Linked DNA regions of Mus musculus: region 2 is linked to region 1. The links are chromatin loops, found by intact Hi-C in ENCODE. Cell type or tissue: left cerebral cortex. All regions are shown on one strand. Links, peaks and the distances in the headings refer to the core of each region. The heading gives the core; the rest is flanking DNA.

Region 1 (15,030 bases), core at 5,194-9,193:
CTAAGGTGTCCACTCTGGTGGCTTCCTCACACCCACCCCGGAACAGAGCTGTTCCTTTTTCTTCCTCCCTTCTTCCCAGGCAGGATCATGCTGTGTAGCCCAAACTGGCCTTCCTTGCCCCATGCTGGGGGGGGGGGGGGGGTCACAGGCTTGCACTATTTCTCATTTTCATGAGCTATACTATTGCTTCAGGAATCTTTCTGGAATAAGTGCTTTGACACCAGTGGAAGTGGAAGAGAGGAGCTGCCACCGGTGTTCTGAAACCAGGACAGCTCTTGAAAGGCCTCTGTCCTGGTGCAGTTTGTGTGCTCATTTTTAGATTCTAAAACCACAAGGTGGATCAGGCAAGCAAGTGAGGTTTTACCAAAGCCTCCCTGGCAGCCAACAGGTTGTTAGAGCAAAGACACCATTCCATTCCAGGTACCAAGTGAAGCATACTTGACAAATAGGCAGTCTAAGCAGTGTTTTAAATAAACCACTAAATAAAGCAACAAATCAGTATCTTTTTTTTTTTCTACCAAATTGCTCTTTTTCTACCTTAAACTACTTCACCATTTGATCTAATATATTCAAACTTCCTCTGTACAAGCTTGGATTTTTCCAAAGTTCATGGGAAATTTTATGAGCAGAAATAAAATTTTGTCATAAACTGTACCCAAACCTCGTGCCTTCCTTTGTTTGTCCAATTGAAAAGGGTGTGTTCCAAGGATTGGAATGGCTTACTTGAAGAAAAAAACCAAAAGCAATGTGTTGGCATGGAAGCCCACCAAGGCTTCAGTAGTCTGTATCTAAACCTACAAATGGTAATGTGGACATCTAAAGCAGCCGTGGTGTAGTGGTGGGCACCTACAACCTCAGCGACTGAGTTCCAGACCAGACCCTACCTCAAGGAAAAGAGAGAGGTTGACTAAGGGGTTGAAGGGACTCCTTGAGCTTGTTCACTGAACTCCCCCTGGTATGCCTAACTCCACCTTCTAAGCACTGGAATTTCAGCTGTGCACCACCACCCCCGACAGGAGGTTGGTTTTCAAGTGCATACAGACTGGGTTTCTCTGCACCAGGCCAAGAGCAGAGACAGATATGGAGTTGGTCCTGCCCTTAAAGGCTGAGGGGGACACTGGAGTCTGTGATGCCTGGCTATACATGTCAAGAAGCTCTCACGCTGCTCCTTGAACACTGTATCCTGGACCAGCAACTGCCTGCCAGTCTCCAGAGAGGCAAGAAGGGAGGAGGGGGGGAGAAGGAAGAGGAGGAGGAGGAGAAGGAAGACAAGAAGGAGGATGAGGAGGACGAGGAGGACGAGGAGGATGAGGATGAGGAGGCCTGGTTTCCCCAGCCAGCTCATCCCTCTCCCTGAGATCACCTCTGTTTCTGGATGCTTGAAGGTGAGCTGCAGATGGAGCCACTCAAGTTACCTGGGCATTGACTCTCCTGAAGGCTCAGGGGACAGATTTCCTATAAGCCTTTTCCCCAGCCTCTCCCAACCCTGCAGCCCCAAAACCTGGACTCCGGTTCAAAGGTAACTAGGGTCCCGGGGAAGCCTGGCAGCTTCTGAGCTACTGTTCCCACAGTCCTCTGCTCTGAGGCCGGCCATCTTGTGCCCCGCTCATGGCCCTCTATACTCTCTGGGGCATACCACCCTCTGACCTCCTTCTTCTGCTGGTCCTTCCCCTGCTGTGCTCTCAGCCCTCCTGCTCACATGCTCTTGCCCTGAGAGTAGCTTCCCTCTGGAACCTTTCCAGACCTGTTTCCTCTTCATAGCATCATCTTCGCTCTGTTCCTGGGTTTCAGCCTACATCTCTGTGCTGTGGACAAACCCATCTCCCTCTTTGGACATAGAGAAGGTGCCATGCCTCACCTGCTCCCCAAACCCCAATCCCTACGTGCACAGGACAGGTCTCTGTATGTATAGTGCCACAGTGGACAGTGGGACAGTGGTGGGTGATGGGAGAGATTCGGACAACACGGGGCACATATGACCAAAAAAAGCAATCCTCATTCTTCATCTTGAATTAAAAAAAAAAAAAAAAGATTTATTTATTTTATGTAAGTACACTGTAGCTGACTTCAGATGCACCAGAAGAGGGCATCAGATCCCATTACAGATGGTTGTGAGCCACCATGTGGTTGCTGGGAATTGAACTCAGGACCTCTGGAAGAGCAAGCAGTCAGTGCTCTTAACCTCTGAGCCATCTCTCCAGTCCCATTTTGAATTTTTTATTATTGTGTTTACCTATCTATGTGTTTGTGGTGTGTCCATGTGTGCATGAGGGCATGCGTGTGGCAAGCAGGGGACAACTCGCAGGAATCCATCCACTCTTCCACCATGTGAGTTGCGAGGATTGAACGTAGGTGGTCAGCTTGGTGGCAAACGGCTTCACCCTCTCAGCCATCTCGAAAGCCCGCTAAGGATTTGCAGGCTGCGTCTCAACTGAGGTCAACTCAGTTGACTTGGGTTAAGTGGATGCCGTCCTTGTTCTGTCTTTGAATATCAGATAAATGAGTTGACTTAAAATTTTGTTCATTTGTACTTTCATGTCACCTGCGCTTTTCCCTGCCTTCTACCCATGGCCCTGCCCAGCTGGCAGGAGGAAGGTCAGCAAAGCTGCTGATAAGAGGCGTATAAAGAGGGCTCGGTTCATGGCAAGGGGACAGTGGTCTACTCTCTCCACAACATGTTGCGCTTCCTGGTGTTTGCTTCCCTGGTCCTGTGTGGTAAGTGGATCATTTGGCCCAAGTTCTGAGGGAGGTGGACTTGAGCAGGGAGGATCATAAAGTCTCTACGCCCTGGCTGGCTTTCTATCTCAGAGGAAGGCAGAAAGCTGTGTCTGTCAGCCTAGCAAAAGCCTTACTCTCCTTGAGCAAAGGACAGGCGCTGAGGCGCACTGCCTGGCCTTGCAGGAGGTTGAGTCAAGAGGCAGAGAAGGAGCCCCTTGGGAGTTCCCCACCAGCCCTCTTGGCTGCAAGATGCCCAGACACTGCTTGATTGGATGCACACTGCTCCTGGAGAATCCTCCTGAAGCCCGGGAGGGGTTTCCTTCAGCTGAGCGGTGGCCTTGAGTGGGGGTGAGCCTAGGCACCAGTGGACCCTAGCTTAGTGGTTTGGGCAGGACTTTCATGGCAAGGGAAAATGACACCCCAGACACTTCAGACACCCCAGAGGAAAAGAAAGCACTCTGAGGCACTGTTTTCAAAAGAAGCAAAAGGGGCACAGATGACTCAGAACTGGCCCCTCAGTGTTTTGGGGGAGAGCAGTAAATCTGCAGACAAAGCTAACAGTCTTCACAGTGTAGCTGCCTCGCCCCACCCCCCACCCGGCCAGACCCACGCTTAGTCATCACTCGCTCTCTGCCCCACAAAGGACACAGTACCGAGGACGTTCCGGAAACTGACGCCCGCGTGGTTGGAGGGGCTGAAGCCCGGAGGAACTCTTGGCCGTCTCAGGTGGGTGTTGCTCTAGCCCAGGCTTTTACCCAAACAAAAGATGCTGTGCATCACACACCCCCAAAAATGTATTTTAGGTGTATATGTGTTTTTACCAGCAGGCAGCTCACTTGCTGTCTAATTCTAGATTTTAACCATGTGTGGAACAAGACTGAGGTGGGAGTCTAAATACAAAATGATTGGGGGCGGGGGATGAATTTATATACCAGTCTTGTGGTCATAGACTCTCAAACGTGTGTGTGTGTGTGTGTGTGTGTGTGAGAGAGAGAGAGAGAGAGAGAGAGAGAGAGAGAGAGAGAGAGAGAGACAGAGAGAGAGAGATAGAGAGAGAGAGAGACACACACAGAGAGAGACACAGAGACACAGAGACACAGACAAAGTGCCAGACTGCCACAGCACAGAAGGTTGCTAACCTTCCACCATGTTTGTGGCGTGGCCTTTCATGTTTCTGCCGCTCCGCTGTATGCTGCATACCATGCTGGTGCCAACCCCTCACCCGCCTCACTGAACTCCCCAAGCTTCTGGGTCACTCTCCGGTCTGCACCTCCCGCCTCACCAGAGAGTGCTGGGAACCCCAGATGCTTTCCACAGCATCCAGGCTTTTGTTTGTTGTTTGCTGACAGGGTCTTGCCAGGCAGCCCTGGCTGGCCTGGAACTGGCTAGGCAGACCAGGCTGCTGCTGCTGAACACACAGGCGCTGCTGCCTCTGCCTCCCAAGTGCTGAGAGGAACACACCAGGTTCTTACATGGGTCTCAAGAATTCAAACTCAGGACGTTGGGTTTGCATCGCCAACGATTTCACCTGTGACTCAAACTCTGTTCCTTCATTCGATGGTCCGAGGACTTAAATCCAGAACCTTGGTCACGTCTGGAAAACGCTTTTTCTCTGCGTTACATCCTCACCCCACAAACTGCTTTTGTTATTCCTGTGACGGCTATGTGCCAGGTGGATCCCAGAGGCTCCACATACCCTAAACCATACCTGCATCCACCTGTCCATAGCATGTGTCCCAGATGGCACAATCACACATGGGCACCATGTTCCTTTGGCTATGTTGGCGCATTCTTATCACGGCAGTTGGGCTTGGCTCTGTGCAGATAAAGCAGGAACATCGGCTGCTCGACAGCCACACTTCCAGACGCATCTGTGCAAGTTCAGTTAAACTCAACTTACATCAGTTTGAGCCCCAATATTCAGTAGTTCTATTGTATAATATGAGAAAACACAAACTGATTTAAAAAAAAAAAAAAAAAGAATTTTCCACTGTCAGTTCCAAGTACTCCCTGAGGTGAGAGGCCAGGGTATTTCTTGTGTGTGTTTCAAGACAGGGTTTTCCTGTGTAGCCATGGCTATTCTGGAACTCACTCTGTAGACCAGGCTGGCCTCGAATTTTGAGAGATTCAAACCAGCACTGCCTCCTGAGTGCTGGGATTAAAGGTGTGTGCAGCCACTGCCCAGCAAGGGTATTTCTTGAAGACACTGAGGAGAGGACCCTGGAGCCCTTACAAACTTTGTAAGGCTTCAGTGATGGCACGATGCCTTGGTTACCTTTGGAGAGGAGCTGATAAAAGCACATGAGTTCTAAGCCCAGGGCAACAACAACCTGTTGGAAAGATGCTGAAGGCACTGTGTGCGCCCTCACTTTCCCACAAGTGTAGCAAATGTCATCAAGGCCTTCTCTAGCAACGCACTCAGCAGAGCCACTGCGGGCAGAGGGGCGGAGCAATCGGCAGAGGGGCGGAGCAATTGGCAGAGGGGCAGAGCAATCGGCCGGGACGGGGCGATTGGTTTGCTATCCCTGGCCCAGAAAGTTAGAGAATGTTTTAAGTGGCATCAGAAAGTTTAGACGGTGACACCAACCCACCCTCGCTTTCTTCCTTCTCGACTAGATTTCCCTCCAGTACCAGTATGGAGGATCATGGCACCACACCTGTGGAGGCACCCTCATCCGAAGCAACTGGGTGATGACCGCTGCTCACTGTGTGGACAGGTGAGGAAAACAGCCGGGTTCCTGAGCCCACGGGAGGAAGCGACTAAGCCTTCTGGAAGAATACATAGCTTGAGCTTCCCAGGGCAGTGGGCCACGGCTGAGCCTGTTTGTGTCTGGTTGACATTTGCGGGGACAGTATAGAGAAAGCGCAAGTTGTGCGGGCGCATGTGCACGCACATGTGCAACCTGTAAGTTACCTCTGGTTAGCTTAATAAACTGAAAATGTCCAGCTGACTGTCTATTTACTGCCGCCTCGGCTGCTAACTTCAGGGAATGAGAGCGCTTGTCCTGCCTCACCTTCAACCCCGTTTTGTTCTCTGTCTAGGCTTGAGAATCTCAGTTCCCACCCCAGGGTTAAACTGCTAGTCCGTTCTCACACTTTCCTCTCAGTGGGAAAGGAGGTCCCTCAAGCTTCCCTCTCTCTCCAGCCCCATGACTTATCGAGTGGTTGTCGGAGAGCACAACCTGAGCCAGAATGACGGCACCGAGCAGTATGTGAACGTGCAGAAGATTGTGTCACACCCCTACTGGAACAAGAACAACGTGGTTGCAGGGTAAGTGGGGGTGGGGGGTGGGGGTGTGTGGGGGGTGGTGTGTGTGTGTGTAAGCTGGCTGAGGGCTGGGGTGGGGCTGCCTGGCCACCGGATCTGTCTCCTTCACTTGCTCTCCACCGGACAGAGGGATTGGCTGAAACTTCATCTATGGCTTTTGTACTCTGGATTGTTGAGTAGTGGGTTGCACCCGGGAGAGAGCCCCGTGTCCTGCAAAAGAACACGTGCTGGATTCTCACCCAGGACCAGGAGCACACGGACTGGGGAGGTCTTGAGAGCACAGGAAGATTTCCCAGTTGGTCTCATGTGGGTGTGTCTGCTCAACTGGACCCCATGAGGGCTTCTCTCTGTTTAATGTCTCTGTTTTTCTGGGGATGGAAATTTGGTTTAGTTTTGTTTTTTATTTATTTTTTAAAAAGATTATTTATTTATTTGTTTATTTTGTGTCCGCGAGTACACTGTTGCAGTCTTCAGACACACCAGAAGAGGGCATCAGATCTCATTACAGATGGTTGTGAGCCACCATGTGGTTGCTGGGAATTGAACTCAGGACCTCAGGAAGAGCAGTCAGTGCTCTTACCCGCTGAACCAACTCTCCAGCCCTAGTTTTGGTTTTTTGAGACAGGCTCTTATGTAACTCAAGCTGGACAAGAACTCACAGTATAGTGGAGGCCACTAGCCTGCCACCCAAGTTTTGGGATTCTAGGAATACACCATCATCTGACGTCACTCGGAACATTCTGGAACTTTCTGGGCTAGTGAGAGCAAACAGTCATTAATCACTTTATGAATTATACTTCATCTGGACAAAGAAATTTTGTTTGTTTTTGATTGGGCTTTGGTGTTGGAGAAGAAGCCCAGGCCCTTCAACATAGCAGGAGGATCAGGAGTTCAAAGTCATTATCAACTACATGGTTAGAATAAAAAGATAGCCTGGGCTCAAAAATACCTAACCCCTTGTCTGAATAAATAAAATAAAATAATAAGGCAAGAGCTGGGGACATAATTCAGTGGAAGAGTCCCCTGTGACAAGCACTAGGAAAAAATGGTGCCCAGTGGACAAACTAGTGGTTCAAGTTTGTAATCCCAGTCTAACACTGGCCTACATGTGTGAGACCCTGAGTTTAATGCTCCCACCACAGAAGAATAAAAAGGTGTTCTATTCTTTAGAGTGCATAGGGATGGATTCAAGTAATTGGTATAATTCTGACAGATGTCTCAGAATCTTATCTGTTTGAGAACTCTAGCAGAGCTCTGCTTTTTTTTTTTTTTTTTTTAAATGGGTTTGGCTCTGTTCACCAAAGCAGAGCCAGCCTGCAATTCCAACATTCTACCAGAAGATGCTGCTGTTGCACATCTAATGTCCAGCAGCTCAACTGCTTCCACGTTTGCCTCCTGTGTGTGTGTGTGTGTGTGTGTGTGTGTGTGTGTGTGAATAAATCATCATATTGCCTAGAGCTGGAGTTACAGGCACCTGATATGGGTGCTTGGAACTGAACTTGGGTCCTCTGAATGGCAGACCTTACCAGGTGAGTGAGCCGCCATCTTTCCTCCTGCAGCTATGACATCGCCCTGCTGCGCTTGGCCAAGAGTGTTACACTCAATAACTATGTCCAGCTGGGTGTTCTGCCCCGGGAGGGAACCATCCTGGCTAACAACTCTCCCTGCTACATCACAGGCTGGGGAAGAACCAGAAGTAAGTCATCCACACTCCCCCCACCCCCACCCCCAACACCCCCCACCCCCACCCCCCACCACTGAAGTTTGGTGAAATGGCTAGGTGTCTAGGGCATCTTCTTCTGTGGTCCTAGGCAGTATAGCCTGAGACCTATGACCTAGGGAACCAAAGATCAAGTCTCCGATACATTAAAGGAGGAGGACATGAGATAGTTGAGTCAGAGGTCCCTGACCTTGCTTTGGTGGTCGCTGCACCTCTGCAGACTGAATCAGAGTAAACACACTGGGTGGCCATAGATGCAGGTACAAGACACAGGAGAGGTCTCTGCTGTCCTCACATCACCATGGGATGGTTCCAGGGGATGAGCTGGTAGGGCTGGGGACAGAGCAGGACAGGAAGGTGGGAATGTAAGTGTCACTGAGAAGACACGAGGCAGGGATGTCACCAGACATTGCTTTGAGGACTCCAAGAAGCCAGATCAAGTTTCCATTATCCCTCACAAGCTCTTCTTAAAAATAGTTTGTTTTGCCGGGCGGTGGTGGCGCACGCCTTTGATCCCAGCACTTGGGAGGCAGAGGCAGGAGGATTTCTGAGTTCAAGGCCAGCCTGGTCTACAAAGTGAGTTCCAGGACAGCCAGGGCTATACAGAGAAACCCTGTCTCGAAAGAAACAAACAAAGGAAAACAACAACAACAACAACAAAAAACAAACAAAAAAAGTTCGTTTTTATCGTTTTTAACTATGTGTACGTGTGTGCATCTTTGTGTGTGTGAAGTGCGGGGTCTGCAGGGTTAAGAACATGGCTGCTAGGAACTGAGCTCAGGTCCTCTGCAGGAGCAGTAAGCGCTCTTAATTGCTGAGCCATCTCTCCAGCCCCTGAACTAAATAAACGCTTATGAAGCAGAAAAAGCCTATGAAGCAGAAAAAGCCGGCAGTGGTGCTGACCTCTGACCCCAGCACTCGGGATCAAAGCAGGGGGATCTTAAGGCCAGTTGGTCCTATGTAGTGAGTTCCAGGACAGCTATGGCTACGTAGTGAGACCCTGTCTCAAGAAGAAGAGGAGAAGGAAGAGGAGGAGGAGGAGGAGGAGCACAAGGAGGAGGAGGAGGAGGTAAGAGGAGGAAGAAAAAGAAGAGGGGGAAGAGAGGAGGAAGAGGAAGGGACGGAAATAAGATACTGCTGCCTGAGGTGCTGAAATAGGGAGTCTGGGAGTTTAAGGCCAGCCTGGCATTATAATGAGGCCCCCATCCCTCAAAAAAAAAAGGAAAGGAAGAGAGGCAGGAGGGAGGGAGGGAGGGAGGGAGGGAGGGAGGGAGGGAGGGAGGGAGGAAGGACCGGATGGCTACAATGCCTCTTCTGGTCTGCAGTTTTGTGGGGCTTCTACTGTAAGCAGCACAGCAGGCAGAATTGTTGTGGAGACCATGCTATGGGTGAAAACAAGCAATTGCAGGCCTGGGGTTGAGGGCCTGGGAACAGTGAAGCTGTGGCTACCACCCACAGAGGAGAGAGGGGGACCCATGACCTGCAACAAGCTGGCAGAAGCTGGACCCACATTCAGGTCAGGAGATCTTGGGAAGTTTTCCCTGCACTGACTTCCAATGTGATGTCCCATTCAGCCAATGGGGAGCTGGCCCAGACCCTGCAGCAGGCATACCTGCCCAGCGTGTCCTATAGCATCTGCTCCAGCTCCTCTTACTGGGGCTCCTCTGTGAAGAATACCATGGTGTGCGCTGGTGGAGATGGAGTCCGCTCTGGATGCCAGGTAAGTGTATGCAGGGGTGAGCCCCAGGGGCCTCCACTGGTCACCCCGCCTTTTACACTCTGTCTGTTCCTCACCTGCTCTTGTGCCGGTGGACAGACTCAGCTTCCTACTCTATCACAGAACCTCCAAGTGGGAGGGGACATGAGAGTTCCTCGCTCAATATCAGTATTTCAAAAGCTGCAGTGTGTCCTAGCCTGCCTGTACCTCCTTGTGTATTTTTTAGTAGTTGCTTGTGACCTATATTCTTTTAATGGTAGCAAGGGGCCCGGCCTTTGGGGACCGAGGCAGTTAACTGTATGGCAGGTGGTCTCAGCCCCATCAGTCCCTTTTGTTACACTGTACCACTGTTGCACTTTACCCTGGTGATCTTGGGGGGGGGGGGGTTGTGCAGGTGGGAACAGCAGAGGAGCCAGTACTGAGCAATCTTATAATCTTTCTTATGCAGTACACAGGCTTCTCTATTTAGACATGACCAAGCCACAGTAAACACATTACAGGTTGCTCCGAGCAGTTCAGCCTGTGCATGTGGTGTGTCTCTCTCACACAGGAAACTGTGGGGGAGGGGTGCTGGGATACAGAGATGGCAAATGAAGGAGCCAGGAGCATCGAGGCAGGCAGGCGTTGTAACATCCTGGCTAAAAGTTTTGATAAAGGCAGACTGGCATGGAAGCCACCACCTCCCTCTGCTGCAGCCAGGAAAGTTACCCTTCTGGGAGACAGGGAAACCTGCAGGGAGTCCCAAAGGTTAAGTAGAAATAAATGGAGTGAAAAGGAGGTAAAGTCATTCAAAAGAAGGGAACCGCACAGAGGAAGCACTTGAGGCTGAGAAGGCCCAGGGACTGCTCTTTCCCTTCAGCTAGGACGGAGCTGGGATCAGAAGCTCACGAGCCATATCCAGCCTACTGCCTGGTTCTGCATGGACCATGAGCTACTGACGAAGGTTATAACCTTTGGAAATGGTTGTTGTTGTTATTGTTGTTTTAAGAATCAGAAGGATAGCATTTCAGCTGGGAGGCACATGACATAGCATAAAGCTCTGGGGTTCCATCATTGGCGTTCCATGGATGGAGTTCCCTGAGACATAGAGGTGCATACCTCTAACCCCTGGGGAGGCAGAGGACAGAGGCAGGCTCAGAACAGCAAGGTTATCTTGGGCTACAAAGCCAGTTGCAAGGCCAGCCTGGGATACCCGCGGTATCATCTTGAAAACAGAAAGGGAAAAAAAAAAAAAAATCAAACGGACAGAGCTTGGGAGAGAAAGCCAGGTGAGGAACCCTCAAGAACAAATCGGATTCTGACCCCAAGGAAAATTGCAGAGTAATGAAAGAGGAGTGGGTTGTTGGGGAAGTTCCACAAGAAATAAACGCTTGAATTCTTCAGGGCTGGGTGGAAGAGAGAAAACATACCCAGACCCAAGAAAGGGCGGTAACAGGCAATAAGGACTTGCAAAACCTGAGGAAGACCCGCAGGTCATCCCATAGCCGGGGGTTTTGATGAACGAGCTCTGTGGCTACTAAGTGGCTAATCTGGTTACTGTCGTGGCAAGGATGTCTGTAGAAGGTGGGGACAGTCACACAAGGGCAGGTAAGGGTAAGAAGGCATTTGTCAGGTACCCTTGGATGAGGGGAGAGGTACATAAAAATCTGGTGACATTAGAAACAGAAGTCACAGACAGGTGGGTCTTTAATGGGGAAGAAAATCCAGGGTAACAATAGGCAGAGAAGATTTATTGGAGGGCGAAGAGGGCAGATAATGGATGGACCATGATCCTAGTAAAGAAGGGAGAGCTGGAAGCCAGAGGCCAGCCAGCTGGACACGGCTTTAACTGGGGGTGGGGGACGATGGGGGTGTTCCCTGACCGCGGGCAGGTTTGCAAACTGGGCAGCCGCAAGTTGGCAGGTGTTCTATTTTATTGCTTCTGGTTACTCATGAACTAGGAAATCAACTTGACTGCAAAAAAAAAGGAAAGTGCAAAGGTTGTGCAAGCGCGGATAGCTACGGTGAACAGGAAGGGTCACCCTTCGAGAGGGCGAGCTTGGCATACGCTTCACTCACATTTCCTAGGATAACTAACATGAACCGGAAAGGGTTACCCTTCAAGACAGAGAGCTCGGAATCGGCTCCACTCACTCTTCCCAGGGTAACTCATGTGAACCAGAAATGGTTATCTTTTGAGCCCTCGAGTTTGGCATATGCTTCGCTCACGCACTCTTCCTAGGATAACTAAGGAGATGTGAACCGGAAAGGGTTCTCCTTTTGAGACTGCGAGCTTGGCCTTGGGGTACACTTCCGCTCACTGTTCCTCCGTAGTCCTAGTTAAAGGGGATGGGTCAACTCCAGGCTGGGTTGTCTGCTTCACTGGCCACAGCTCAGGAATGCGGCTTGATTGCAAGATCCCAGCGTTGTGGAAGAGGAAGAGAAGTTAGCCCCAGGCCTGCGCGGGTCACAGCAGGACAGAAGGAGCAAAGGGATTTTTGTGAAACCAAAGAACTACAGGAAGTAAAGGAGCTGCTGCTTTTGCAATTTTCCTTGTTAAAATTTATAGACGCTAGGATGCTGGGCGTGGTCACTTTAATCCCAGCATTTTGGAGGCAGAGGCAGGTGGACGTTAGGGTTCGAGGCCAACCTGGTCTACTTAGTGAATTTCAGGCCAGCCAAGGGGTACAAGGTAAGACCCTGTCTCGAAATGAAAACAATTAATAATAGTAATAATAATACCTTAAGAGACAACAGGTAGACAGACAGGCAGTCTAATGCATAGTACAACCTTCTCTGGGTCTTCAGCAGCCAGCCACCCCTGTAGACCTCAAGTCTAGCCTTCCTGACCATATTCACACATCTCTGCTTTAGAAAGGCCTTCTATTCTGGCAAAAGAGAGAGAGATTTTATTTCTCCAAACTGATAAGTCTTTGAAACAAACGTGTTTCCGAATCCTTTCATACTGGAGATTCCCCCCAGATAGTGGGCCTGAGGTCTTTGGAGTCCTAAGTGAGCCCAGTTCTCCTCAGGTAGGATTCAATGGGTCTCAGTCTATACATCTACACTGGGTTCTTCCCCACCTTCCCCTTCTGACCCAACTCTTCAGCCACACACACACACACACACACACACACACACACACACACTGTCTCTCCCAGCTTCCCTCTCATGTCAATTAGCATATTGCAATACTATTATACAGACTCAGTTCTCTTCCGTTCCATTAACTCTGAAATACTCTCAAAACATTAGTGGTGGGGCATGGGGGGTGGAGCGATGGCTTGCACGGCAGCTCGACCTTCCCTAATTTCAGTTCCAAGGGATCTGGCACCCTCTTCTGACCTTTGTGGACACCAGACATGCACACGGTACACAGATATACAAATAGGCAAAACATTCACGCACACAGTGTAAATCTTGGTTTCCCTTCTCCCTTAGTTTGTTAGGATACGGGTAGGAGTGGTTTCGGTCTCTTTGCTTGAAGACAGTCATCTGAAGAGTTACCCTTTCCTAAGTAGTTGGGTTACAATGAGTTCTTTAAGGAATTAAGAATTCGCTGCAGTTGAACTCTTTGGCCGCTTTCACCGGTTCTTCTTTTTTGTATGTGTTTATATGTGTGTGCAAGTGTAGGCATCGGGTCTCGCCATACAGCCCTGGCTATCCTGGAACTCACTCTGTATAGCGGGCTGGCCTCCAATGCATAGAGATCGGCCTGCCTCTGCCTCCTGAGTGCTGGGACTAAATGTGCACGCCACCATAGACCAACTTCTAATGTCATTCTTCGGGTGTTGTCAACCTTTATTCTTGAGCCAAGGTCTCTTACCGTCCTGTAAGCCACAGAAGAAGCTAGGATCCAGGATCTGCCTGTCTCTGCCTCCCAACACTGAGCCTACAAGGGAACAATACTATCCAGGAATTTTTACTTTAAAATCTGGGTTCTGAGGATCAATTTCAGGCCTCTGTGCTTGCTTTAAACTGAGCTGTCACCTCAAACTCCTCTTCTTTTTAAGTTCAATTAAAAAAAAAAAGATGTATTTATTTATTTTATGTATATGAGTACACTGTAGCTATACAGATGGTTATGAGCCATCATGTGGTTGCTGGGAATTGAATTTAGGACCTCTGCTCGCTCTAGCCCTACCCTCTCTGGCCCAAAGATCTATTTATTGTTATATGTAAGTACACTGTAGTTGTCTTCAGACACACCAGAAGAGGGCATCAGATCTCATTACAGATGGTTGTGAGCCACCATGTGGTTGCTGGGATTTGAACTCAGGACCTTTGGAAGAACAGTCAATGCTCTTAACCACTGAGCCATCTCTCCAGCCCTTAAATTTAATTTTTATTGATGCTGGGCATATTCCTCATGTCGGCAAATGAGACTATGTGTGAATAGACTATGTGTGAATTCATTGCATTAACACAGTTCCCTCTCCAGAGGGCACCACTTTCAGCTAATCTTTTTTTTGCTTAGAAACTCTCTATGTAGCTCAAACTGGTCTGGAACTCACAGACTTCTAAATTCTAGGATCACAGGCATGGGCTATGTTATGTCCAGCCCAGATGATCATTTGAGATCTGTCTCCATATTGTAAATATATTAACATATAATTTACACAAACTCACATTGCACACACACTTTGGGGCTACAGAGATGGCTCAGCCATGAAGTGTTTCCTGCTATCCCAGAGAGCCAGAGTTCAGTTCCCAGCACCTACATCAGGCTGCTTACAAGCTACCAGCTCCTGTAACTCCAGACCCAGAGGATCAGACTTTCTTTGGCCTCTTCAGGCACATACACCAAATTAAAAATTAAAAATTAAATTAGCCAGGTATGGAGGTTCATGCCTCAAAAAATTTTTTTAATTAAAAGTAAATGTGGCATTGTGGGTGTGCCTGGCACCAGCAGAGGCCGGAGAAGGGCATAGATCCCCTTGACCCAGAATTAAGACAGTTGGAACCCGCCATGTGGGTGCTGGGAACAGAACCTGGATTCTCTGCAAGACCTTAACTACTGGATCAACTCTCCAGGCCCCTCAAGGCCCTGTCTAAAGAAAGAGCGAGATGGGAGAGAAAAGAAGAGAAGGAGGGGGAAGTGGCAAACGCGTGTGCTTAGCCTGTGTGAAGCCATGGGGTTAGGTTTCTAGCCTCACCATAGCAATAGCAGCAAGCATTGCAGCCTGCCCATCCCCAGGAGGCTGACCCAGTTCAGTTCCAGAACCCATGATGGAAGGAGAGAGGCAACTCCTGAAAGTTGTCTCCTGAAACCTGCCCTGCAGGAGGAGCAGCAGAGATCTAAAACTGTGCAGCCCACCCCACGCAGCCACGAGAGCCACTTCAGACCTCCATTCCCTTTGCATCCACACATTCCAAGTCTCTCCTTCCTTTCCAAACACACGTCCTTCACAGCCCTGCAGTGCTCATTCATGCCCTGCCTTGGGTTATGGTTCCAGGATTTGTTTTAGTCTCCCCCACACTACAAATTATGTGGTTTTCTTCCTACTATATTTCTTCTCCACAAGGGTGCACAGAACTTTAAATTCAACCATCCTCCCTCCCTCCCTCCCTCCCTCCCTCCCTCCCTCCCTCCCTCCCTCCCTCCCTTCCTTTGAGTGTGTCTGTGTA
Region 2 (15,030 bases), core at 5,830-9,829, 190 kb after region 1:
GGCTGTCCTGGAACTCACTCTGTAGACCAGGCTGGCCTCAAACTCAGAAATCCACCTTCCAAGTGCTGGGAATATAGGTGTGTGCCACTAGCTTAGTCAGGCCACATGTAAAGTTTTACCAGAAATTCCCTTAAATTTTGTTGAGATGAACAAAGATAATGTTAAAGATTCTGTATTAAATTTGAATTTATGTGTGTTTTTGAAGTATTTAATAAAGCTTAGATTTTTTTATAGAGAGTTTTTGGTTCTTGTTGCTGTTGTCCATTAAAACCAACCTGTAATGTGGTTTCTAATTTCTTTTGGTCTGAAACAAGTTTAAAACCTTGAAACCTGAAAATTCCTCACAGTGGTGCAAAATCAGCTTGACATATTAGGCCGAGCACTCCCTCACCCAACATCCCATTTTGAGGTGACATTTCTAGTTTCGTCACGTTCCAAGGACTGGTTCCCAGTCATTGCAGTTGCTGCCTCTATCCTTGGCAAGTCACTGTTGGCTGCCGTCCCCTTCCCCTGTCCCAGTGGCAAATGGGAGAGGTAAACTAGGAAGGCAGCCTGTGTTGTGAGACCTCCTACTCTGGCTGGCTTAGCACTTGTTACACAGCTCAGGCTGGTTCTGAACTCACGCCTCAGCCTCACACGTGCAGAGAGGAAAGATATCGACACCATGCCTAGACTTGGACTTGCTTCCAAATACATGAATCTCTGAGGCACAAATGATGCATATAATTCTATTAGTATATTGGCTATAAATTACATGACTTAGGGGGCCAGAGAGATGGCTCAGTGGTTAAGAGGACCTGGGTTCAACTCCCAGCACCCACATGGTGGCTCACAGTCATCTATAACTCCAGTTCTAGGGGACCTGATCCTGTCTCCTATCCCCAAGGGGACCAGGCACATGTGGTATATAGATATACACCCATACACATAAAAGAGTAAAAAGTTAAAAAACCTAGATGTCCTAATTTTTACCTGAAATTACTTTTTATTAGAGTAGCCTTCAAAATCACAGAAGTGAATTTATATACCATTATAGTTTTAGATTTTGTTTGGTTTTGTTGTTGTTGTTTGAAATAGGGTTTCCTGGCTACCCTGGAACGTGATTTGTAGGCCAGACTCACCTTGAACTCATAGATCCACCTGCCTCTGCCTCTTGAGTGCTGGGATTAAAAGCATGTGCCACCACTGCCTGGCTTTTTTTTTTTTTTTTGTTTTAAAGGCTAGGCTAGCCTGAGCTTCCAATAGTAGACTGGGATGGCCTGGAACTTGCATTGACCTTTCTGTCTCTTCTGCCCAAATCCTAGGGTTAATTACACCTGACTCAGATCTTTAGAGTCACCAGAAACTTCCCCTAGGCTTTATTTGAGTCCCCCTTTCTAGGTGTTTACTATGACTGTTATCTTAGTGACAGGACATTGTGATTATTTACAAAATGTTTCATTATTGACCTTTTCAGTTAAATGAAAAAGTTAAATTGACATTGTGAAGATAACATTTAAAATTATCACATATAAATAATAAAGGATATAACTTTTTTTTCTCTTTAGTCTTAAAGAGGTGGTCATTGATTGGGGGACTTAATCCCACATTCTCAACATTCAGGAAATCGAGGCAGGAGCCTGCGTGATAGAGACTCTTAATTTTGCTTTTTGTTTTTTTTCATTGCCATGAGAAAACACCATGAGCAAGACAACTTATAAAAGAAAGTCTTTAATTTAGAGGCTCACGATTCCAGAGGATTAGCGTCCATGATTGTCATGTCAGAGAGCATGTAGCAGGAGGCAGGCAGACATGGGGTTGGAGCCATAGTTGAGAGTGGGAAGCAGAGAAAGAGGGGCAAGCTAGAGCACACTAACTGGAAATACTATGGGTTTTTGAAACCTCAGCCCACCCCTAGTGACACAGGTCCTGTAACAAGGTCCTAATCTTTCCCAAAGTGTTCACCAACTGGGGACCAAACATCAAACATACAAACCCATGAAGACCATTCTCATTCAAACTGCCACAGAGACCCTCTTTCAAAATTAAAAAAATAATAAGAAGAAAAATTTCTTCAACATATTTATGCACATACGTAAGTCTCAGTAATTATAATAGTACATGATTTTGTCGTAGTATTTAACATATTTTGAGCATCTTTCTATACTCATTCTACATTATTGTTTTGTAAAGTAGGTTCTGTGCTCCCAAGCATCTGTCATCTCAGCCCTTTTTCCTTCTAAATAAACTGTGTCTGTTTCTGCGTGTGGTATGTATGTGGTATGTGCGTGTGGTATGTGCACGCATATCCCTTTCCCCCTCAGAATGTTAAGTTAAACTCATTTGGAAAGATTTCCTTTCTATGCTTTTGCACAGAATACTCAAATATTCTAGAAGCAAGATGTGACGATGGCTGGACATGAAATGGGAAATCCTGTCACCTCTGGGCTCAATCCTGAGCACCACATGAATTCAGGCAGGCATGCCTGTAATCCTAGCACTTGGAGGTAGGAGGGTGAGAGAAGTTCAGTAGAAGGTAGAAATAGAAGGTAGAAGAATACAGCCACTTTTGGAGGCCATCCTTTGCCCCAGGGAGACCCTGCTTCAAAAAACAAAACAAAACAACAAAAGCCGATGGGATTTTATGCTTTTGTGACCAATGATTTATATTTATATTAAATAGTTTAACATTCCCATTCATAAGAGGCTATATGACAAGCAGAATAGGGAGAATTTAGAGCTTTCAGAAAAATGATAATTCTATCCTATTTGATTTAGTGTTCTCTCTCTCTCTCTCTCTCTTTTTCTTGAAATGAGATTCCTAGTACCAACTTCTATCTTAGTTTGGGTTTTACTGCCAAGAACAGACACCATGACCAAGGCAACTCTTATAAGGACAACATTTAGTTGGGGCTGGCTTACAGGTTCAGAGGTTCAGTCCATTATCATTGGGGGCGGGGCGGTGGGGGGGGAGACCATGGCAGTGTTCAGGCAGGCATGGTGCAGGAGGAGCTGAGAGTTCTACATCTTCATCTGAAGGCTGCTAAAGAACATTGGCTTGCAGGCAGCTAGGACAAGGGTCTTAAAGCCCACACCTACAGTGACACACTTACTCCAACAAGGCCACACCCCCTAATAGGGTCACTCCCTGGACCAAGAATATTCCAACCACTGAAAGAAAATAAAACTTGAGACCTGTGATTCATGTAATTTATGTCAAGTAGCCCAAAGAGTTGTTTGTGAGCTTTGAAACCTGGGGCTGAGAACATAGCAGAACAGGCCAGGACATGCCTGGGCAGGCCCGTCGTTAAGACATTCCTGAGGCTGCTCGACCATAAAGAGAATGACATGTCCGGACTGGCCCGGTGCCTCCCTATCTCCTGCCCTTCTGACCTAAGTTAAATGTTATCTGCATGTACAGTCTGCTGATGTTTAAATGGACCATTCATGTGAAACCACGCCAATTCCTCACCCAGCCCCAGACCCAGACCCTTTTCTATAAAAACCCCTAGTTTTCAAGCCTCGTGGTCGAATCCACTGTCTCCTGCATGAGATATGTTTCCACCCGGAGCTCTGCCATTAAACTACCTCATGTTTTTACATCAAGATGGTCTGTTCGTGATTCTTGGGTGCAGGCCGAATCGGGAGGTGAGTAGGGGCTTCCCCACTAGGTTCTTTCACCACCACAATATGTATACAAGCATAATAGTAAAATGCGATTATTGAGAAATAAAAGGGAGGGTCACTACAGGACTCTTAGGAATTATTAGTCACTGCCTTAGGTCTATTACTTTGGTGAACACCATGGCCTAGAGCAACTTTAGGAGGAAAGGGTTTATTTGGTTTACAATGCCACAGTATTGTTCATCGTTGAAGTAAATCAAGACAGGAACTCTAACAGGACCTGACACAGAGGCCATGGAGGGGTACTGCTTATTAGCTTGCTCCTCATGGCTTGCTCAGCCTGCTTTCTTAGAGCTCCTAGAACCACCAGCCTAGGGATGGTACCATCCACAAAGGGCAGGACCCATCAAACATTAATTAAGAAAAATGCCCTACAGGCTTGCCTCAGAGCCTGATCTTATGGAGGCATTTTCTCAATTGAGGTTCTCAGATGACTTAGTTTGTGTCAAGTTGACATAAAACTGTCCAGCACAGTCACTAAGTGCGTCGATTGTCAATAGTAAGATTGTCCAATTTTATGGCCCAGTAAGAATGTTTCACTGAGCACTGCATGGAGGGTTGGCTCAGTGTTGAAAGCATATACCCTACTCCAGCACCCCCATGCTGGGTCTCAGCTGTCTATCCAGTTCTGGGGGATCTGACGCCCTTGTCTAGCTGGAGAGACAACTCGGTTGAGAGAGAGAGCACTTGCTGTGTTGATAGAGAACTGGGGTTTGGTTCCAGCACACACACACACACACACACACACACACACACACAATCATCTGTAACTGAAGTTCTAGGGAGTGAATCTGATACCCTCTTCTGATCTCTGTGTGCATATATTGCAGGGGCTTTTTGGGATCCAGCTTGAGGTCTAATTATAAAGACATGGAAAAATTTGTCTAGTATGTGGCTTTTGGCCTTTTGCTGGGGCCGACTCCCAGCTACAAACTAATTTAACCCAACTTCCCTGCCAGTGTGTCCCTCCAAATGGCTCTCTTCACCTCCCTGGGTCTGTCGCTTCTTGTCTGGTAGATCCACCCCTGCCTTCCTGACTTTCCTTTCTGCTATTCCTTCTGCCCCCAGCTCAGCTGCCAACTCTTTTAATTCTTCAAAAAGCCACATTGCAGTCTGAACCATTCAGCAGCAGGACAGCCACCAGTCCATCTCTTTGGATTACTCAGCAGCAGGACAGCCACCAGTCCATCTCTTTGGATTACTCAGCAGCAGGACAGCCACCAGTCCATCTCTTTGGATTACTCAGCAGCAGGACAGCCACCAGTCCATCTCTTTGGATTACCTTTCGCCCATGGTGAGGGCTATGTGATCTCCTTCACGGCAACTTGCTTCTGAACACAATAAATCTCAGAGAATCATCTTTTGGGTAGATGATAAAGGACAAGAATTTACATATAGGAAGCTGGCAAAAGGCTGCTGAGAGGGCAATACCGCTATCCTGACAGCACTTAGCTCTCTGGCCTCACAGCAACTGACAATTAAAAATACCTGGGACACACCTACAAGTCATTTGACACGTGGGGGAAAGTCATCCCAACATGCAATGTCCCAGCAAACCATAACATAAAGTTCCTTAAAAACAGCTTTAAGCCGGGCAGTGGTGGCACATGCCTGTAATCCCAGCACTTGGGAGGTAGAGGCAGGCGTATTTCTGAGTTCGAGGCCAGCCTGGTCTACAAAGTGAGTTCCAGGACAGCCAGGGCTACACAGAGAAACCCTGTCTCGAAAAAAACAAAAAAACAAAAAACAAAAACAAAAAACAAAAACAAAAAAACCCAGCTTTAAGAAATGTGTTTTTTAAAAAGAGAATGTTTGCCCACATCAATGATTAAGAAGCCATTTAGCGGGACATGGTGGCACACAACTCTCCCCTTGCAATGCAAACATGTCACTCACTGCTAGGTGCTAACCAAGCTTTCTTTAAATGTACCTGACCTTTTGTTTGTTTGTTTATTTTGGGTCTCACTGTGTAGCTGTGGCTGGCTTCGAACTCACTGTGTAGACCAGATTGGTTTCCAATTGTCTGCCTCTGCAGGGATTAAAGGTATTGGCACCACTCCCAGCTAAGAGGTTTTGGGTTGTTTGCTTGGTGATGTTTTATTGAGACTGGGTTTTTCTGTGTAACCTTGGCTGTCCTGGAGCTCACTCTGTAGACCAGGCTGGCCTTGAACTCACCAAGATCCACCTGCCTCTGCCTCACAAGTGCTGCAATTAAAAGCATGACACCACACCAGGCTGGGTTGTTTGTTTTAAGATTTATTTTTCATTATTTTTGATTATGTGCATGTGTGTGTGTGTATGTGTGCACATGAGTGCCAGTGCCTGCCCAGACCAGAAGCAGGGATCCCCTGGAAGTGGAGTCACAGATGACTGTAAGCCACCATGTGGGTGCTCAGGAAGACAGGCTTCTTTAGAGTCAAGCATACATGGGTGCAAAGCGGGGTGACCTTCAGGCAGTGCAGCCTAAGGACCCCCGGGTTTCGTCGCGTCTCCTCTGAGCTTCAGCAGATAGATGATCGGTGCACGAAATCCTAAAGACACTTTTTCATGGTCTGCTGTTTCTCCCTTTGTGGTGTTGTCTCTGTTGTCACATAATGAAGAAAACTGGAATTCATAGCACTTTTTCAAAGCCGCTCAGTGTCTCAGCTCCAAAGGTGAGAGAACATTGTAGCCAGTCGCGCTGGCTTTATATTTTCCTGGTCATATGCAAAAATGTACTGGGATTTAGAACTTATGGCGCTTTTTTCATGAAAAGATTTGAATAGCACACACACACACACACACACACACACACACACCCTACATAAAGTTTAATCCTGTCGTGCATCCACCTAGCCAATAAATACTCACTGTGCTCCTAAATGTCAAATAACCAGATTTTAAAAACCTGGTATTGAGAATACAATAAATAAACAACTCTTCAATTCAAGTTCCATGGAATCCAGTCAAGACAGAAGACTAAAAAACAACAAATACAAGTGGTAGTGATGCCAAGGAAATAAAGAGACCAAAAGAAGCAGTTATTTCAAATCATGGCTCTCATTCCAGTACTTAAGAAGCTAAAGCAGGCTTTTAAAATGGGAGGCAGGCAGATCTTGGGGTTCAAGGCCAGCCTGGTCTACAGAGGGAGTTCCAGGACAGCCAACGCCACAGAGAAACCCTGTCTCAAATAAACAAATTCAAAACCATCTTGAGCTAAAAAGACCCTGTTCAAAACCAAACGGTGTGTGTGTGTGTGTGTGTGTGTGTGTGTGTGTATGTGTGTGTGTGTGTAATGTATTACCTCTCTAATATGAAGACCTGAATAGTTACTAACTGAACCAACGTATGGCTGGTTGGCATAAGATTGTAAAGGTAAGCCGGGCGTGGTGGCACACGCCTTTAATCCCAGCACTTGGGAGGCAGAGGCAGGCAGATTTCTGAGTTTGAGGCCAGCCTTGTCTACAAAGTGAGTTCCAGGACAGCCAGAGCTATAACTTTTTGGTCCATATTTTGCCCACTTTAAAGATGAACTGCAAAACTGTGATTATCAGAGACAATAATTAAAAAAAGAAAAGAAAAGAAAAATTTAAGAATGTGAAGAAATCAGCCCGTATAGTGGCGCACGCCGTTATCCAGCATTCAGGACGCAGAGGCAGGTGGATCTCTTCAGTTCGAGGCCAGCCTGGAATAGTGTGAGTTCCAGGGCAGCCAGAGCCATGTAGAGAGACCCCGTTTGGGGTGGGAAAAATGTTGAAATCGATCCATCATATAAATAGATAGGTCATTGCTCATAATTTCTCTTATAAATTAGGCCAGCTGCAGCAAGTCATATGGGACAACCCCGTGAGAATCACGTTCCCCAGGCATGGGGTGAGGTTCTGGTGCGAGGAAGTGTAGCCGAGGATCCGCAGCCTCCCGCTTCAAGGCGGGCAACTGCCCTACAGGCGCTCTCCGGGGTCCGCCGCGAATGTTCCAGGGTGGGCGAGGGCTTTTGGGCACTGGCCGCCTCCAACTCCCGGCATGCCTTGGGTGTGGGCCAAGTGTAGACTCCATTTCCCAGGCTGCCCCGGGCCTCGGCCGCGACGCGCCGGCGCCTATAAGAGGCAGAGCGCTGCAGCCGGAGCCTATTGTTAGCCGGAGCCGGGACGGTTCTGGTCTTCGCTGCCCGGGGAGCCAGAGTGCAGAGCCGCCCGACCCCCGCCGCCTGCCGGCCGGCCCACACACCCTGCAGCCCCGAGAGCCACGCGACGGGCCTGGGAGCCGGCACGCCTCGGTCTCCCCTCCTTGCACACGGGCTGAGTAGGCAGCGGGGGCGGCGGAGACCGTGACGGGAGAAGCGGCTGCGGCGGGGCCGGTAATGGGCCTGGGGTGCGGGGAGGAGGGGTCCGCCTCGTCCTTGCCTGGCAGCAGTTCTCGGGCAGCCGTGGAGCAGCGCTCCGGCGCCGAGCTGTGCGGACTAAGGAGGCGGGGGGCGGGGAGCCGAGGCGCCTCTGGGAAGAGGCGTGAGAGCTAGGGGCGCCGGGGACGCGGGTCGGGCTGCAGGCTAGCTCGAGGGATGGATGGGCGGCTTGGAAGCCGGCTGGATTGCGGCTGACGGCTGAGTTCGGAATGGAGTGGGCAGTGATGTAGGATGGAGGGAAGTGAAGGAAGGGGAGGGGGCCTGGAGGAAAATGTGGGAGGAGTGGTTGGGAATTTGTGAGTAGCAGGCAGGAGGATGTGGAAGGCTGTGGGGACTGCAGAAGATGGAAATGAGCGGGAAGGTTAGCGGGAATCCATGGGTTGAGAGCGGAAGGGTTCTTCAGCGGTGCTGAGGGGAACTGGTGACTTGGCATGTCCCTTCTGCTCTGATTCCCGATGTCTCCCATTTTTTCTGGCGTTGTGTGCAAAAATGAGAGCATCACTTGTCCCGGGTGCTAGCTTGATCCTTTTCGCAGGCCTAAACACGCAGCCGCCTGCCATCCATCCTTTGAGTGCTATGGTCTTGATTCACCCTTTTAGAAGGGTTGAGAGTGACAGTGTGACACAGAAACCATTCTTCAGTATGAAAGGTTAGAAGTTATCCCCAAGAGATGACACTGTTCCCCGTGTCCTCCAGTTTTCGTGGTTAGAACCCCAGCCGATTCACATTCTCCTTTTCTTTGGTGGCTTTAAATTTTACAGATATCCAAAACCAGGGTGTTGGTGTGTGGGAGAGTTATAAATGGCGATATCCTTCCGAGGAGAGTTAATGCGGCATCATGTTCCAGGTCTCTCACAAAGCTCTGTGTCTTCTAGGATGTGGCTTTAATGTAGGAAGCCGAATTCTAACCTAAACGGGGACAACCTGGGGAGTAGAGGAGGGAAGGGGCCTTCTTTAAATACCTAGCTTAAGGAGGAGGTTTACACCGAGTGTCTTCCCACTTCCACGATCTTGGGGATCGCAAGGACACGTAGAGCCATAAGATAGTATTTGCGAATCACCCACAGTATCTTAGAAAGGGGGAACAAGGTAGGGCATCGTACTCAAGTGTTACAGTGTTGCGGTATAACAGGAGCCTCGCTGCCCCAGAGTGTCTGGTAGTCTTCACAGTCCTATAAGAGGTTCCTTGACCTTTGGCAGAATATTGGGTTTGAGTTGGGTGGAAAGATTGTCCCCTGTGTTAGGGTTTTGGAGTCATTTAGGAAAAAGATTCACATTACCCAAGCTTTACAAGAATTCTCTGTGTCCAGAGTTTCCCCTGAACTGTGTTTGTTGTTGATGATTTTGGGGTCAGTGCTCCTCTGCATAGCACTGTCTGTCTTGGAATCCACTGTGTAGCCCTGGCTGGCCTGGAACTCACAGAGATTCACCTGACTCTGTCTCCTTAGTGCTGGGACTGGGCCTGCTTCGCCACACCCAATTTTTGCTATTCTTATATAAGTTGGGATTTGAGGTTTGAGCCCTTATCAGCCTGAAGAAAGCTTAGACTGAGTACTGAAATATGCATGCTGGTTTTATTTGGTGCTAGCCTAATGTCATCTATGTTCTGTAGCTGAGAACTATATATGACCCTTTGGGAATTGTCCAGCTGGAAACAGAAAACACTGTAAGGCATGTTGTCAGTCAGAATGTGTTATATGAAAAAGCTTTTGTATAAAGAGAGATTATTTGTTGTTGAGATGTTTATTTAGATAGCTAAGTATTCTGACTCTCGTTTCTAGCCTCACCCTGGTTATGTCTGTTTCAGTGCTTAGATATAAAACTTAATAAACTGGAGGGGTAGGAGGGGGTTGAGACAGGGTTTCTTGTAGCCTTGCTTAGCTGCAAACTTGAACTCCTGCTCCTCCTGCACACAAGTGCTGGGATTACATGTATAGACCATCATGTGAGGGTTACAGTATCTTTTTGAACTCAGGCATTGATCTTTTTACCAATGGTTAAGGGAGAAGTTGAGCCAATGGGAATGACTGGTTTCTACTTTGGGTTTAAGATGATGTTAATGTGAATAAAAAAAAAATATGGAACTTGTTCTCGTGGTTACTATAGTGATGAATTAGAGTTTTTCTAGGCGGTATGGAACTAGGTGGGACGTTCATGTTACGTACGTCTTTTAACAAGTCAGGCCCACACCAGAGAGGGCTGAGTTGAAAAGCAAACTTACACTGTTTGCCAGGAGATGATGATAGTAGGAATTGGGGCTGCACTTGGTGCACACACTTGAGAGGCTGAAGCACGAGGACCATGTGAGTTCCAGACCTTTCTCAGGAAACAAGCTGGGCCTTCATGCGGCTGAGCTAGCAGCTAAACTCGAAACAATTAAAACAGGTGATTTTACAGGAAGTCTTGCTAACATCTTGAGTGGGTGAAGAGAGCTAGGACAGTGGAGTCTCGGGTTTTCCCTAGGCTGTCCATGAGATGGTCCGTTGTCATTGTTCTGCGGTGCTGGGAATTGAAGCCAGAGAGGGTGTCGAAGGCATGACAGGCAGCCGCTGTGCTACACAGCCACTCTGTCCCCATCCTTTAATGGAATAGGGTCACATAGGTCAGTCAGTATACAGACCATTTACACATGTAGACCTGACTGTCCTTGGCAGCTTAAGAAAATTACCTCTCCTTACATCTCACAGTTTTCCTTCCTTTTCTTTCCTGCCTACCTCTGTCATTGCCCAACCCACAACCCCAGAGGTGGGAAGGCATGGAGGAAAGGGCTCAGAAGGAGCAGCGGCGGGCGTCAGCGCCACGCTCAAGGGCACAGAGTAACCTGGATCACAGGGTACTCTCGGGCAGCTAGGTTAAGATAGGGGAGAGTTGTAGTAATAAGGATGGGTTTGGCACAGATCCAAGTCCATGTGAGACTAAAGAGGAATAGTTCAAGGAAACCCACACGACCGGAAGCGGAGGATCTGAGAAAAGAGGCAGAGTGCATGCTTGCTTCCAGTCATAAGTCATGAAGGCTTCTTGGCTAAGGAGCAGCCATTTTTTAGAAGTATTAACTAGAATTCAGTTAAATTTGAAGGGGCACTTATGCTTTTTCCAAGAAAAATGGTTTTTTTTTTTTTTTTTTTTTTTTTTTTGCTCAGTGTTAGTTTTTCATGTAGAAGGCGTGGAGGAGGGGAATTCAGCAGACATTCTCCTTTCCGCTATAGTATCCACATGAATATTTAATGACAAAGGTGCCCCCCCCCATGCTCCTTCACTCAAAATAGAATGGAATGAGACATTTGTTAGCTGGAAGGAGATCATCTCTAAGCCCAGCTAAGACCTTAAACCATACAGAGCCCCTCCGCTCACTTACCTCTCTTTTGCTAACGTGACCTGCAGGCAGCTCCTAGGAACACAGCTCATAACTTGGACTCATTTGATTCTTTTAAAATCTTCTAGATTTTATAGACATAAAATCTTGTGGCATTTTTATCTGCATGTATGCCTGTGTACCATGGTGCCTGCAGAGGCCAGAAGAGGGTTTCAGATTCCCTGGAACTGGGGTTAGAGGGTTGGATGCTGGAACCGAACCCCAGTCCTTTGGAGGAACAGTTAGCACTCTTAACTGCTGACTGCCAGCCCTTAATTATATCTTATATATAAATATTGTTAGTCAGGCTCTATGTATTCCTAGCTGTCCAAGAACTCACTATGTAGCCTAGGCTGGCCTCAAACTCACAGAGATCCACCTGCCTCTGCCTCTCATGTGCTGGGATCAAATGCTTGTGCCACCATCCCCAGACTTGATTATAATTCTTAACAAGCTCTTGATTTTAATTTTTCTTCTTAGCCAAACTTGCTTGAAGGAAGTGCTTGTTTGAAAGTTAAAGCACTTGGGTTCATTTTGTGACATAAATTCAGATTTTTTTTATGTGATCTGAGAAGTTATTTTAGGAAATCCCCAAAGCACCTACCAGGTTTGGTTTAACTTTGTAGAGCTGATCTAAATTGCTACTAAAAGATGGAGACCAGAAAATCCAGATGTAGCAAATACCTCCTGTCACCACAGTGCATTCTGGGTAGCAGCTCTGCAGTAATGCAGCCATGTCTGCATGTTCTGGGCAGTGCTGTTAATCCTGCTGCATAATTAGCAGCTAGTGAGATCATGGTATGGAGAGTCCTGTGCCTCGTCGTGTGTGGGATGTCGCTCAGCCTTTCTCCTGGGTTCACGTCCTTGAGGGGCTTACATCCGACGATGGAGAACAAGGAAGGCTTGTGCCTGCCGTGTCTGTAGCCAGGGCAGTTCTCTTCGTGTTCTCTCTTGATGGTTTCTTTTCAGAGGCCAGAGTGTGTAAAGCTCTATTTTCCTCTGTGCACAGAAAATGATGAGACCATGAAAGATAGAGAATCTGGTTTCTGTTTTGTGTATGGTGCTGGGATCAAACCCAGGGCCTTGTATACCCCAGGCAAGCGCTCTACCACTGAGCTGTACCCACAGCCCCGCTTTCTGGGTTTTGGAGCCAGTACAGATTCTAATCTTGGCTCCTTTCTTTAGTACTAAATTTGCCCATTCTGGGAGGCTGATGAGACACTTCACACGTGTGAAGATCTGGGTCAAGGGTTTTCCTGACTGCCAATGTCCTTCAAAATTGAGAGCCTGGAGCAGGATTTCCCAAAGAGTGTTCAAGAGATTATCTGCCCCCTAACATACTTTGGAAACAGTGGGTTCCATAATGAGGTTGTGAAACACTGCGCTGTTTTCTTCTAGCCTTTACCATGATCATAAGTGTATTAAAAACCCCTAAGAGGTACTGCTTTAAGTAGTCTTCTAAACTATGTTAACACAGCAGTCCTATTTTCATTCAAAGGGCTATTAATATCCAAGAAACTAGTGTGTTTAAGTTATACTCTTGGGGACTTGCCAGACTATATTATCTCTGGGATTAACACTTGGGTCTGGCTTTGGTTTAGGCAAAGGCATGCCGTTTCTGATCTAGTCTCCCAGTGATACCTTGGAGTGCTCTCCTGTGTGATCGGAAGGGCAGTGAGCGGGTAGCCTGGGCCAGTGACTCCTGTGGCCAGCAGGATTGACAGTGAGGCCATCCCTCCACTGGGAAGGAGCTGCTGCAAACTGATTGTTAAGAGTAACTGTGGCCCGAGGGGCTGAAAGGAAGAAGTGAGAGAGCACTGGCAAGAGCCAACAAAGAAAGACCTAGTCAGAGAAGCCAGACTCAGTGCCGGGCCAGGTGTGCAGCTTGTCTGCAGTGAGCGTGCCGTGTTGACAGACCGGCCAGCTCTGTCTTGGGACCACACTGCTGACTGCTGTTCTCCCCTGGGCAGAGTCCTCATGTTCCTGGCTAGCTGGTGGTGAGCAGCTTGGGGCCATCGTGCTTGGCTCCCCGCGGACAACTTTGGAAGCCAATGGATGCGTTCTCCGGCTCAGGCCTCAAGAGGAAATTCGATGATGTGGACGTGGGCTCGTCAGTCTCCAACTCAGATGATGAGATGTCCAGCAGTGATAGTGCGGACAGCTGCGACAGCCTTAACCCTCCTACGACTGCCAGCTTCACACGTGAGTGAGCTGCCTCATGCCTACTCCCACACTCCTCAGAGAGACTGGAGCCAGCCCAGGGACTTTACCCTTTCCACGACACGGCCTTGTTTTTTGAAAACCTCACTGCTCTGGTATCAGAGGCTAAAGTGTGATTTATTCTACGTGTGTTGTGGTTTGGGTGCTCTGATGGTTGGGATTTGGAGGAGGACGAGGAGCTCAGAGCTCTACTTTTACCTCAGGGGACTTGCCCAGAGGTTCAAAAAACTGCAGCTGGAGCAGGAGAAAACGTTTGGTTTGGACACTTGAGCACCTCCAGAGGTCTTCAGTCCTAGTGTTTCCATCCCGTAGATCTCTGAGGGTTTGAACCCTGAACTGAAAGCCCTGAGCGGTGCCGCTGGTTCAACAGAGCACACCTGGCAGCTTTTCCGGTGGCATCTGTCCTGGGCACAGTGGCCTCTCCCGGCTCCTCACACTGTTCCCACAGGGAGCCTCTGAGAGTGAGGGTCAGTCAGGCTTGTTTGTTTTGTTGCAATGTCAGGCCATTGCCGTGGTTGTCTTCATGCACTAGCAGAATGCTTTAGTGGTTGGAACAGATTCCTCATGGCCTAAAAAGCCTAAAATACTTATCATCAGGCCAATTAGAGAAAATCCCCCACTGTAGAAGAATACTATCCAGTTGAATTTCCTCCGTGGTAGAAATGTTCCTGTCAGCATAGTCCACTGGTAGTTATTAGTCGCATGTGGCTATTGAAATCCATACTGAAGAACTGACTTTTTAAAATTTAGTTTTAATTAGTTTAAATTATCACACAACAATTTTCTTTTCTCCTGAAATAAACACCTAGCATTCCCCAGTTGCTGTCTAAAAATAGATCTTGTGGCCAGCTATTTAGATGAAGTCAGTCTGGAGGCAGTGGGATGAACCAGCTGTGGTTCAAAGCTCCTTCCACTTTTGCATATGACTTAAGACTTGGAAATAGCCTCTCTCAGGGGCAGTGGTGGTGCACGCCTTTAATCCCAGCACTCAGGAAGCAGAGGCAGGCAGATTTCTGAGTTCAAGGCCAGCCTGGTCTACAGAGTGAGTTCCAGGATAGCCAGGGCTACACAGAGAAACCCTGTCTTGAAAAAACAACAACAAAAACCAACCAACCAAACAAACAAACAAAAAGAGCCTCCCTCGATACTAAGGGCAGGTGAGGGTCCTGGGCTCGCTGTCTCTGGTTTAACATCTGTGTGCTCTGTTCATAGCAACATCCATCCTGAAGAGGCAGAAGCAGCTACGGAGGAAGAATGTCCGCTTTGACCAGGTGACTGTGTACTACTTCGCCCGGCGACAGGGCTTCACCAGCGTGCCCAGCCAGGGTGGGAGCTCCTTGGGAATGGCCCAACGCCATAACTCTGTACGCAGCTACACCCTCTGTGAGTTTGCGCAAGAGCAGGAGGTGAACCA

The links. Peaks named below come from ENCODE experiments on the same cell type or tissue, not always from the same donor. Only the 100,000 strongest peaks of a DNase experiment are listed, where the experiment ranks them.
Region 2: a loop joins it to region 1, with 2.3 times the contacts of the local background. A loop is called at or near these places in 1 of 42 quality-filtered maps.

What each region holds. Positions count from the first base shown.
Region 1 is chr15:100,675,539-100,690,568 of GRCm38, reverse strand. It overlaps Cela1 (chymotrypsin-like elastase family, member 1), which reads left to right and starts at 2,649. Exons shown (of 8, transcript NM_033612.2): 1 at 2,649-2,715; 2 at 3,362-3,444; 3 at 5,335-5,435; 4 at 5,864-5,989; 5 at 7,546-7,682; 6 at 9,281-9,426. The coding sequence starts at 2,676. Galnt6 (polypeptide N-acetylgalactosaminyltransferase 6) reads left to right here. Exons shown (of 12, transcript NM_001161767.1): 12 at 1-654. In left cerebral cortex, for the core only: CTCF peaks have their summits at 6,475 (motif pointing right) and 7,294; a DNase peak (open chromatin) is centred at 7,341.
Region 2 is chr15:100,488,003-100,503,032 of GRCm38, reverse strand. Csrnp2 (cysteine-serine-rich nuclear protein 2) reads left to right here and starts at 7,794. Exons shown (of 5, transcript NM_153407.2): 1 at 7,794-7,999; 2 at 13,367-13,598; 3 at 14,829-15,030. The coding sequence starts at 13,448. It overlaps Tfcp2 (transcription factor CP2), which reads left to right. Exons shown (of 16, transcript NM_033476.3): 16 at 1-285. In left cerebral cortex, for the core only: a CTCF peak has its summit at 7,837; DNase peaks (open chromatin) are centred at 7,719 and 8,273; H3K4me3 peaks cover 2,623 bases; H3K27ac peaks cover 2,062 bases.